Regions from separate parts of the Homo sapiens genome. Here region 2 is linked to region 1. A link is an interaction called in ENCODE POLR2A ChIA-PET data of the cell type or tissue named here. Cell type or tissue: Panc1. All regions are shown on one strand. Each heading gives the region's core, and the rest is flanking DNA. Links, peaks and the distances in the headings are about the cores only.

Region 1 (6,031 bases), core at 796-4,795:
TCAAGCCATTAATTTCTTCATTGGTGTCTCAACACCAATGTTAACTTTCTTCTTCCTTGACAATTTGAAGGGGATCACTAAAGTGTTACAACGACTAAAAAATTATTTGTTATTATTTTTCCCTGATTTCTGAATTTAAAACAATCTAAACATTTAGACATCATTAAAAATTATCTTACATAGGCAAAATGAAGACTTGGATGGATGATAATTTATATGAGTTGGTTTAATAATAGCCTTACTTATGTCTATTGTAAGTGGCATAGAATCATTCATCTCAGTGATTCTTAATCCTAACTGTATATTCAATCCTCTGTGAAACTTAAAAAAAAAAAAGAGAAGATAAAACATATGTCCTGATCGCCCTCTTAGAGATTTAAATTGACTGAGTCTATACTACATCCAAGGAATCTGCATTGTTTTAAAAAGTGCCCCAGGAGACTCGGATACACAGCTATGGTTGAGTACAACCACTTTACCTCGTAAGTGTGTCTGTTGTGTCTAACACATAAAAACTGCTGGACTATTGTGAATAAATGGTCTAGTCAGTTGAGTCAATGTGTCAACTCAGTACAAAATCACTCAGATAGTTGTTAAATAGAAATGACTGGGGAGCTCAGTAAAAATTGTTGAACTGTTGGTCCAGACAGACTGAATCTTTGTTAAAATGTTGGAACAGGAAGAGCAGGACACAATGTTTCTCTGAAGTCAATGGTCATAGACCATGAAACAAAAACAAAGTCTTAAAAATAGAATGTGATTTGCTGTGACATTTCTTGAGCTGACTATCTCTCTCCCATTGTCCTTTTAGCTGTAGTGGTGTTTGCCTTCATCCTCTGCTGGCTCCCCTTCCACGTAGGGCGATATTTATTTTCCAAATCCTTTGAGCCTGGCTCCTTGGAGATTGCTCAGATCAGCCAGTACTGCAACCTCGTGTCCTTTGTCCTCTTCTACCTCAGTGCTGCCATCAACCCCATTCTGTACAACATCATGTCCAAGAAGTACCGGGTGGCAGTGTTCAGACTTCTGGGATTCGAACCCTTCTCCCAGAGAAAGCTCTCCACTCTGAAAGATGAAAGTTCTCGGGCCTGGACAGAATCTAGTATTAATACATGACCTAGCACATTGCGAGTACAGTCACCGCTTATTACTCTAAACCGGAAGACATAGCACAGCAGAACTTGGGAGGAAGCTGAAGGTTAATTTTGGAATTAGGAACACATAGATCCAGAAACATCTGGGAGGGAAAAAAGATATCATTTGTAGGGTGTGAGCAGTTTGATTTGATCGCACAATTATCAGTGCTCTCATACACTATTTCTGCATATTCACTGTCTATGATTTTGCATTCTGCTGCGGGTGCTGGTGAGGGCTTTGCAATTCAGAGAAAGGAGGAAGAGCAGAGTGAGCAATTAGGGCACTTCTTGGTAGGTAAATACAAATTTGCTTTGCTTTTTCATAATGATCAAAATTATTTGGTTAAAAGAATGACATTACAATACAAAATTTAAAATGTAACTTTTAAAAACTAGCTATTTTCATAAAGCTCTAGAGCAGTGCTATCCAAGAGAAATATAACATGAGGCACGTGAGCAATCAGTACAAAAATTATTAAAAAGGAATTTACATTCTTTTTTTTCACACTAAGTCTTTGAAATCTGGCATGCTTTTTACACTTACAGAAACCCTCAATTTGGACACTAAGTTTTCATTGGTAATATTTGATGTATTTAGATTTCATAAAATTTACAGATAAAAAGTAGATTCAACAATCTAAGTTGTCTAAGCACACTTAAAAGTTTTCCAGTAACTGAAACAACGGTAAACCTTTAAACTTAAAATTAATTAAAGTTAAAAATTCAGTTCTTCAGTTGCACTAGTCACATTTCAAGTATCCAGTAGCTCGAGGTTACCACTCAGAACAGTACAGCTCTAGAGTATATACAAAACTTATCATTCACCTTATATGAAATGTTTAAAAATAAATACTGTTTCCCTAAAATGTTTTTATAGTGATGTTCACACAGCAGAATTTTAGAGTGATGAATACTAAAAATCACACCTAAATGTCCTGTTCTGTATGCTCAGAAGAGAATGAATATGAAATGTGTAACATACATTTTTAAATTAAGTTGAGTTGCATGTGTTAATATTCAGGAAATGAAACTTTTTAAAACAATTATGGGTAATCACAAACTGCCTCATATGGCTTAACAAAAATTTTGAAGTCAATTATAAGGCTTCGATTTGTGAATAAGGGAACAATTTGTAACGTGCTCTGGCAAGATTACAAGAAAGTTAATGAATATAGAAATTTTTCAAGTGATGAAGGCAGGCTTATGTGAAAAACTGAGAATCCCCTAAATGCTACTGCTTATTGATATTAAAAACTTTCAAAAATCTTATAGCCATTTATTTTTAAATGTCTATGCTGTGTCCTGTCTCCAAATTAGTTTTGCTGCTTATATCCCATTGCTTATCTGATAGATATGATTACTTGGACTTCCAGACCCTCTCTTAATTCTAATTATGAATGAATAGACATCTTCAACTAAATATTATACATTTGGTTATAAGTATATAATTTTCATTTATATTGACATTGCTTCCTATACAGTCAACTCTTTGCATACTAAAGGTATTAACCCAAAAATAACTTTTTCATAATCCTGTGCAATACTTAGTCATATAAGCAGTTCCTTCATGAAGTTATTGGTTCACAACTATGGAATGGATGGAACCATTTAGGGAAATTCCTGCCATGACTGTTTTTTCCTTCATCAAAAAGAAAGATAATCATGATGAAATAATCGATTGATTATTTAGTTTGGAAACATCCAAACACAATCATAATTAGAATCATTTCTCTAGAAAAATATTTCTGAGATTCGTTCTGACACTAAAACTGCACCACCAATGTGGTCTAAATACAGAACACTAGCAAGCTGATTATGTAGTTAATTCCTAAGAGTGCATCAATATTAAAAAAAAAAAAACACTGACCCATTTAAGTTCATGGGATACTAATTAGGGCATTAAACATTATTGTCCCGGAGAGGGCCCAATAAATCCAAAAGAGGTAGTTCAGCTTCCTGAAGCCTTAGAATTTTTGTCTACAGATACATCCTACTTGAGAGGAAACAAACAAGAAAACCTTGACCTCCATCACACAGCTGATTGCTTTGGGGGAAAACAATCCCAACTTCTAATTCATTGCTTAGCCTCCTCTCTTCTGGGTTTATGTCTAGTCTTGGCCTAATTCACCTCCAGGGAGTAGTTAATGTAGTAGGGACCACCATTGTCCTTCAGTGGTATTAATCTGGAAACTCAGAGAATATGTTTAGAGGAAGAGATCTTTAATTTGTCCTCTTATACCATTGCCTTTTTATTGTTTGTAACTTCTTTATTTTATCATACTCCTTAAATCATTTAAGACTCAGGGAAAAGAGGAACTTAACTGAGGAGTATTGTTTGTAAAAGTCCATCATTTCATAAGCATTTAGTATGTGCCTGACATGTTCTAAACTCTAACAATTAATAAGCCAAGGATTTTATCCTTAAGGAGCTCACAATCACTTGTGTGTTTTGTTGCAGCAGGCAACTGATAACTTCTTTAAATTGTGAAATAAACATCTCCGGTTGACACTGGATCAAGGGGCTGGCTGTTCATCCCATTGTGTTGCTGTGTATTTGGCTCAAAATAAATTCAAGATGGGCTGTTCCTCCAACAACTGGTCAATTCTGTAGACACAGTTAATGTGTCTGCTAGCAGTAATTACACTCAACACATTCTTCATTAATGTAGGGAAAGTAAAGTGATCTTTTTTTACTCTGTGTTTCCATTTTCCTGGTTATCGAGCAATGAGGTGTTTGTCACCACACCTTACACTGTGGCACATAATCAAGTGTTGGATCATTTTCATTACAGGGAGTAACTGTTGTATAAGTAAGAACTTTTAAATGATTGCTTTAAACATTCATTGCCATGAGTTACTCAAAATTAGAAGTTTCACTGTAATGAGATTTAGAAACACCTCTAGTGCCCGGCCACACCTTGAAAATCATTTTATAGTAAACTTTTTATTGCAGTGCATGTTGTTGTGATGCGATTTGACTTGAATTTCCACTTTTTCATGCCAATACTTTTATTAAGAATCTCATATCATTACAAGCATTTTATAATTTTTAGTTCCACACTGGCAGTTTTAACTTTTTTTTCTATTTTTTTATTTACTCATATACTTGAATTATGCTGTTAAAAAAAACTGTGAGATTTTTTGCAAGTTTGGTGCCTGAAAGACTCTCCTGTCTTTTAAAAAGTAGTATGTATATCTTTAAAACATGACATACATATTTACGTGTCAAAATTTCTTGTCACAATGAGTGAATAGAGCTTTCTGCTTTCACAAACACTGAATCTCTTGTAAATAATGTCATTAAAGGATAAAGATAATGTCATTAACAGACAAACCATGTCTAATATAGTTCATTAGCTAATGATTAGCCTATTTTTTTGGCAATTTAAATTGCAACACCAGCCAGAATATATACGATTGTAACTTAACTGGGTGATTAGTGACCGATGTTAATTCAGTGAATTCACAACATAAATATTTTTTATCTAGAGAATGAACGTCTGGTCGAAATCAGTAGAAAAGAATGTGCTAGTGATAGATGCTGTTTTAAGCTAACATCACTTATTTATTCACATTAAATGAATTCAATCATGTTAGTCTTGACAAGAATCTGAGTTTGAAGCAGGTGAGGGGGAAAGTTTGGATGAGGCTTGTTTTTGTATTTTCTCTTTTGAACTCCAACTTGCAGGATGCTAGAGGCTAGCTTTTTGTTGACAGAATTGTCACCATCCTTAAGCAAAAAAGGCTGCCATGTCTATTCCCCTCCCAACTATCTGGATATTTGCTGGAATTCCAATTAATATTTTATGCTATGACACAGGATATACATTTGCTCAAGGAACTAGCAACTACACTCAAAGCTGGCAAGCCAATAAATCTCTCAAAAATCATGCCTCGTGTAAACGTTCAGGAAGTTCCACCAAAATGGGTACGACTATTCTTTCCAGAATTCCTCTCGCCCCCAGCCACAGAGAAAGCTTTGAAGAAGAATGGTTTGAAAGATTTTTTGTGTGTTTAACATCTTAAGTCCAAAACATTTCTCTGCTCAAACAACAAAAACATTTATCTTTTTCACTTTTACCACTATAGGTTTAGTATACTAGAAAACACTTGTCTCTACTAAAAAATACAAAAATTAGCCGGGCATGGTGGCGGGTGGCTTTAATCCCAGCTACTCAGGAGGCTGAGGCAGGAGAATCGCTTGAACCCAGGAGGCGGAGCTTGCAGTGAGCCAAGATCACACCACTGCACTCCAGCCTGGGTGACAGAGCAAGACTCTGTCTCAAAAAAAAAAAAAAAAAAAGGAAGGAAAAAGAAAAACACTTGTTCGTATATATATGTCCAAACAGCCTAGTCCCCTGTTTCACTGATATATGAGGTATTCCATATCTGCATAGAATTTCATACTTGGTTGATTTGTCATAGATGTTACTGATGATGTTTTGATTTGCAATTCTTTTTCTTTAGGGATTTTTCTGAATGTCAATGAAGAGTTTACGATAGCTTTCATGTACCTGTTGTATGCAACTACACATAGGTATTCCTTCCTTTGAGTGTTCTCAACCAAACAATTGCCTAATAAATGTATTTTTAAAGCATATGGCTGACTTCTTCCACTTAGTTACAAAACTTGGTGTCTGGAATATTTTACCTCTACTCTTGTCTCAGATTTAGTTCTATTTTTTCCTTTTAATTCCAGAAATATGTATTTTGCACCTATGAGGAGGTGTTTGTTGTAGTAAATTTTATTTCCCCAAAGGCTCCAATATTTAATAATGAGTTAAACAATTCTTGTAAGAATTAAGAAGAGTGGGAGGCTAAGGTGGGTGGATCACGAGGTCAGGAGATCGAGACCATCCTGGCTAACATGGTGAAACCCCATCTCTACTAAAAGT
Region 2 (6,031 bases), core at 1,277-5,276, 250 kb before region 1:
AGTGCAGTGGCACGATCTCGGCTCACTGCAAGCTCCGCCTCCCGGGTTCACACCATTCTCCTGCCTCAGCCTCCCGAGTAGATGAGACTACAGGTGCTGCCACCACGCCCGGCTAATTTTTGTATTTTTAGTAGAGATGGAGTTTCACCATGTTAGCCAGGATGGTCTCGATCTCCTGACCTCATGATCCGCCTGCCTCAGCCTCCCCAAGTGCTGGGATTACAGGCGTGAGCCACCGCGCCCGGCCAGCACCCTGTTCTTTCTTTACCCTCATTTGCCAGTTCTTCCTGTCACTGGATTTGTTTAATTACTCCTAAGTAATTCCATCTCCACTGCCTGGCTGAAAGCTCTGGAGGGGAGGGGCTTGTCTGTGGACTTCCCCACTGTGTGCACAACTCCTAAAAGTACCTGGCACAAAGTAAACACTCACATATTTGCTGAGTGAGTGAATAGATTGATGAGTGACCGAAAGTCACTCATATTCACAATTATATTGAATACAAATTATGTAAGAGGTGTATGCTAAACCTAGGGGAACAAAAATGAAGGAGAGATCTAGAAGCTCATAATGATAATGCAACAAGTTTTAAAAGTAAAAGCTTAAACTAGAGAGCACAAAGGCAGGAGTGATGGTCTGAGGGATGAGTTGGATAGGGCACCATAGAGGAAGGGATGTCTGACATGGATACTGAAGGATGGACTGGGGTTTGGTCATGAGGGGAAGCAGAAGAAATTTCAGTAACAAATGGAATCCTACAGTCCAGCCCGCTCTATGTTTGGAGAAAGTATCTACTGCCCAGACAAGACAGACAAGTTGTGTAAGCAAAGTGTGTACAAAGAAGCAAAATATAGGAATATGAGTAGGTAAAGGGTGTTTGGGCAGTGTGTGGATGTCAGGGAGTAGACAATGTTTAAGTTACATAATCCCTGGATGTCATAGCTGCTTTAAAAATTTCCCCACAGAAGCATAATTTCTTTAGCAAATTAGAACTGAATTATTTTATTATAAAAGGTAGATAATCATGCTATAGAAATTTTGGAAAATAGAAAAAAAAATTACCTATAATCTCACCTTAACACAACCACTGTTTCTTTTTGTGTATGTTTTGTTTTTGTTAGGTTGAATATGCACTATTAACATTAGAATTCTAACAGAAGGATTTGTCAAATTACTGCATATTATTTCCATCTTTTGTAATGGATGCATTAGAGCTTGTGTCATTTTTAAACCTAACTATTCTCCTATTACCAAAAATTTAGACTGTTTAGTTACTTGCCACCATAAATAATGTTACAGTGGACATATTGTATAATCTGTTTCTTAGGATTTCCCTCAGAAGATTCCTAAAAAGTAGAACTACTAGATCAAAGGCTGTAAATATTTTTGCAGGTCCTATTACATATTTCCAAGTTATTTTCCAATTTATATGGCTAATAGCAATGTGCAAGAATGTTGATTTTGCTACACACTTTTCCAGAACAATTGTAATCGATTTTTTTAACTTGTTACTTCAGTGGCTTAAATGGTTACCTTGTTTAATTGGAATCTCTTTGAAAAGAGTTGACATTAAAATTCTTGTTCATTCCTTCAATGAATATTTATTGCATATCACTTTGCACCAGCACTATTCTGGGGAAAGAGCAGTAAGCAAGCATAATTCCTGCGTTCATACTCTGTATTCTTAAAGAAATGTTCATTTAAAAAAATGCTTGGCTGGGTGCGGTGGCTCACGCTTGTAATCCCAGCACTTTGGGAGGCCGAGGCGGGTGGATCACGAGGTGAGGAGATTGAGACCATCCTGGCTAACATGGTGAAACCCCGTCTCTACTAAAAATACAAAAAATTAGCCGGGCATGGTGGCGGGCGCCTGTAGTCCCAGCTACTTGGGAGGCTGAGGCAGGAGAATGGCGTGAACCCGGGAGGCGGAGTTTGCAGTGAGCCGAGATCGTGCCACTGCACTCCAGCCTGGGCGACAGAGTGAGACTCCGTCTCAAAAAAAAAAAATAAATAAATAAAATAATAAAAAATAAAAAATAAAAAAATGCTTGAGGGGTTAAACATTTTCCCCCACCTCATACAGCTGGCAAGTGGCTACAAAGAGATTATAAAATGGTCTATTTTACTCTCAGTCTTTCCAATTTTACTATACTACCCTGAGAAGGGAAATACAGGGGCTTTTTTTTTTATTTTGAGATGGAGTTTGGCTCTGTCACCCAGGCTGTCACTCCAGGCTGGAGTGCAGTGGTACAATCTCAGCTCATTGCAATCTCCGCCTCCTGGCGCTCAGGTGGTCTACCCGACTCGGCCTCCCAAGTAGCTGGGATTACAGGCTCGTGCCATCACGCCTGGCTAATTTTGAAATACAAGGGCCAGGTGTGGTGGCTCATGCCTGTAATCCCAGCACTTTGGGAGGCCGAGTCGGGTAGATCACCTGAGGTCAGGAGTTTGAGACCACCCTGGCCAATATGGTAAAACCCTGTCTCTACTAAAACTACAAAAATTAGGCGGGCGCTTGTAGTCCCAGCTACTTGGGAGGCTGAGGCAGGAGAATTGCCTCAACCCGGGAGGCGGAGGTTGCGGTGAGCTGAGATCACGCCATTGCAGTCCAGCCTGGGCAACAAGAGCGAAGCTCCATCCCAAAAAAAAAAAAAAAAAAAAAAAAGTTACTCCAAGTCATTTCATGAGGTACATGTGAATATCGGTCTTATTGCTTTATAGTCTTGCTTGTTATGAACAAAATGAAATCCTCAGCTTTACTACAACTTATTACCTAGAAGAACTTTGGCTTTTCCAGAAATCAAATTCAGCTTCAGGCAAGGAGCATTTGTCCCCGCTAAGGGTAGTCAAGGAGTAAACCAAAGTCTCTGAAAACAGTTCTGCTGTTTAGAACAAAACAAAAGTTTAGTCAGTGGTAGCCACATTAGATCGCATATGTGAATTCCCAACTCATTTGCAAAGGTGAAGACATTTACGTGCTCTGAAAGTTGCTTTGGTTTTTCAGTTTATGTGAGGATTGTCAGCTTCCACCCCTGCTTGGGTTGTAGAATCCTGCATGTCCAGAGCGTCTGTAAGTTACCACCAAGAGTTTAACCTGTCAGCCCCAAGGACAAGGGCCAACACCTTGTAGCATTGCCTGTGACCCTTAGCACAGTACTGGACACCTATCGTAACACTGTTATAAATAGCCTACTTCCTGGTATTTGAGTGTAGATAGTGCTATCCTGGTGAAGGGTGAGGAGGACAGCATTTAGGCCACTTGGACTTTCTTTCATATAAAGATATTAAAAATACATATCTTATATAAATATGATATCATCTCATCTATTTTCCTTTAATCTTCTAACTCCAACCCAGTAATGATCTCAGAAAAATTAATCCTTCCATTTCTTTTGTTATTTCCCCCAAGAGTGACCATAATTACCTCTGACAAGACTATACTCAAATCAAGGAAAATAAAATCTGTTTTGAAGGGAAAAGAAATCTTAAAAAGAAACAAGTGCGTCAGCTTGAGAAGATCCAATAAATTCCTTTAGAGTCTCCGTAATCTCCATGTCCATTTTCTTTTTTTTTTTTTTTTTTTTTTGAGGTGGAGTTTCGCTCTTGTTGCCTAGGCTGGAGTGCAGTGACGTGATCTCGGCTCACTGCAACCTCCGCCTCCCAGATTCAAGCGATTCTTGTGCCTCAGCCTCCTGACTAGCCAGGATTACAGGCACCCACCACCACGCTAATTTTTGTGTTTTTAGTAGAGACGGGGTTTCACCATGTTGGTCAGGCAGGTCACGAACTCCTGACCTCAGGTGATCCACCTGCCTCAGCCTCCCAAGGTGCTGGGTTTACAGGCGTGAGCCACTGTGCACGGCCTCCATGTCCATTTTCATTGTTCTCTAATTAAACTGTTTCTATGCATTAACATAATTTAAAATTCAAAATAAAACTGAACAATCAAATTTCTAATTTTATGCCTTGGTTCTGTTTGTTGTCCAGGTTAGGGGCTAGAACACTGTCAATTATGCATATTATTGTTTGTATGAAACGATGTGATCAAACTTTCAAACAGCCAGCTTGACAGCCAGAGACTGACCTGCACATGTTATTTTTGGCCCACATTGCATATTAAACATTTTTTAACTCATTGCCAACACCGAAAATTACAGGTATTTCACACAATCTGGGCTTTCTACTTCTCTTGAAAAATTGCCATCTGGCAACACTAGGCCAGCATCTCTGTGTCATGTAATCGCCTGTGGCTGAGCAGCAGCTGCTTTCTGAGGGCATTGTTTCTCTAGTTTACCACAAGACTCCCTACTCCCTGATATTACACCTGTTTTACTCATTTCCATTAGTTGCCCTGGTCCTTGAAGACATGAGTTTATGACCTATATTCTACAGAAAGCTCATTTAATGTTTCATGTAATAAATATTTATTGAATTACTTTCATTTTTACAAGTGTTGCAAATGGTTCCTGTGCTTCAGAGATTCAGAATCTATTTGAGAAGATGAAAGATATTGTGCAGCAAGCAAAAATAATCAGGAACATAAGCCTAGAGACGTTAGGAGGCCGTCAGTACATGGGTGATTTTCAAATGGGCAGTACAAGGCTGTGAACTCCAAGGGGTGAAAACTGAGCCAGGATGGTATTACAAAGGTTCAGATTGAAGCTGTACCTTGAAGAATGGGTCAGAATAGTATCACGCAGGGGCCAAGAGAAGCGGGTGGCATGGGTGATAGAGGAGAAGAAAATAAACCATCAACAAAACCAAGCTGCATGTTTGGGAAGTAGGCCTATTTGGTTGGATTAAAGGAGTACAGGCTATCTCTCATCAGTGAAAGCTTCTGTCACCCACCCTTTAATTCTCACCATTATTGTCCGTTAACTGTACAGTTGTTCAGGAGATGCCCAAACAGAAAAGCAGCAAGCTGTTTGCGTAACTTCCAGCCCACTTCTTTTTAGGCAAAGCATGTTTTCCACTTTCTTAAAACTCCTACATGTTAGTCCTTCCTAGCTCTCCCTCCCCCAAGAAAAAATGGGGAAGAGACCTTGATTCCTGGCACATGAAGGCCTCTGGAATCAACTAGGAAAACTTGGTGTGAGAAAGACAATAGGAAAAGTGAGAAAACGGGAAGCTGGTTATGAAGTTAGGAGAAAATGCAAAGGAAGTGCGGAAAGTTTAGCATGTACTACCACATTTCTGGAAGGGCCCAGGATCACCCGCCACTTTTGCATAAAACCTAGGATGCCCATGTGAAGAGCCTTCACCTCAAATCTCCTTCAGGATACTCTGGGCTTATTCCTCTAGTCCCTTGGAACCTCTTAGATCATTGGGATGGCTTTGCATGTCCACATCCCAGTATCGAGCATCACATAGAACTTATGCAAGCAAAATCAGTACAGTCCTATGTCCTATACAATTGGACGTAAGATCAAGCTGAAATAAGAGCAAGCATCCACCCTTCTGTCCCCCACAGAAATACACACTATGTGGACATCTTTTACACTGTGTGAACACTAGTCACTATGTGAATACACTATGTGTAGTACCAGGTGAAGTGTTGGGTATTTGGTGTGCGGAAGACCGGAAAGAACTGGATCCAGCAGAGGAGAAATACTTCAAGAGGATGCTCTGGGCTGGGACTCAGCTGGGTTGGAGCCCTGGCCCCAATATATAGAGCAGGACATTGGTTACTCATGTCAAGGATGGACTCAGTCTTCATCTGTAAAACAAGGGGGCTAGGCAAGGCCTTCCCAAAGCAGTCTCAAGGGATGTGAAGAGTTGTGAAAAGACTAAAGTTTAAGCAGAGTTAAGTAAATTTCTCACCGCCTGCTGGGACTTGTCAGTGTGTTTCAAAAGCTGACGTGCATTGTGAATCTCTGAGAGGAGAATTGCTGGGCAGCAATTTCCTGAGCTGAGTGAATCACAGATCTCAGAACTCTTCAGCCTGCTCTCATTGCAAAGTTGTGTCCTCCATCTGCTGTTCTGTAGAATGTTTGGGAAAGGCTGCTCTGTAGTTTTCCTTCCAGCTCTGACATT

The links. ChIA-PET counts read pairs that join two places held together with the same protein. Peaks named below come from ENCODE experiments on the same cell type or tissue, not always from the same donor. Only the 100,000 strongest peaks of a DNase experiment are listed, where the experiment ranks them.
Region 2: POLR2A ChIA-PET joins it to region 1 with 8 read pairs; 2 of 35 experiments call an interaction of 5 or more read pairs at or near these places.

Annotation. Positions count from the first base shown.
Region 1 is chr3:172,440,246-172,446,276 of GRCh38, reverse strand. GHSR (growth hormone secretagogue receptor) reads left to right here. Exons shown (of 2, transcript NM_198407.2): 2 at 812-2,986. The coding sequence ends at 1,116. Among named protein-coding and RNA genes, the nearest start is that of GHSR, 5.2 kb to the left of the region's middle. In Panc1, for the core only: no CTCF peak of the experiment used is centred there; no DNase peak of the experiment used is centred there; H3K27me3 peaks cover 1,970 bases.
Region 2 is chr3:172,685,884-172,691,914 of GRCh38, reverse strand. The region is part of intron 1 of NCEH1 (neutral cholesterol ester hydrolase 1); the gene reads left to right. Among named protein-coding and RNA genes, the nearest start is that of NCEH1, 22 kb to the left of the region's middle. RefSeq lists an enhancer at 2,009-2,508. In Panc1, for the core only: no CTCF peak of the experiment used is centred there; no DNase peak of the experiment used is centred there; H3K27ac peaks cover 445 bases.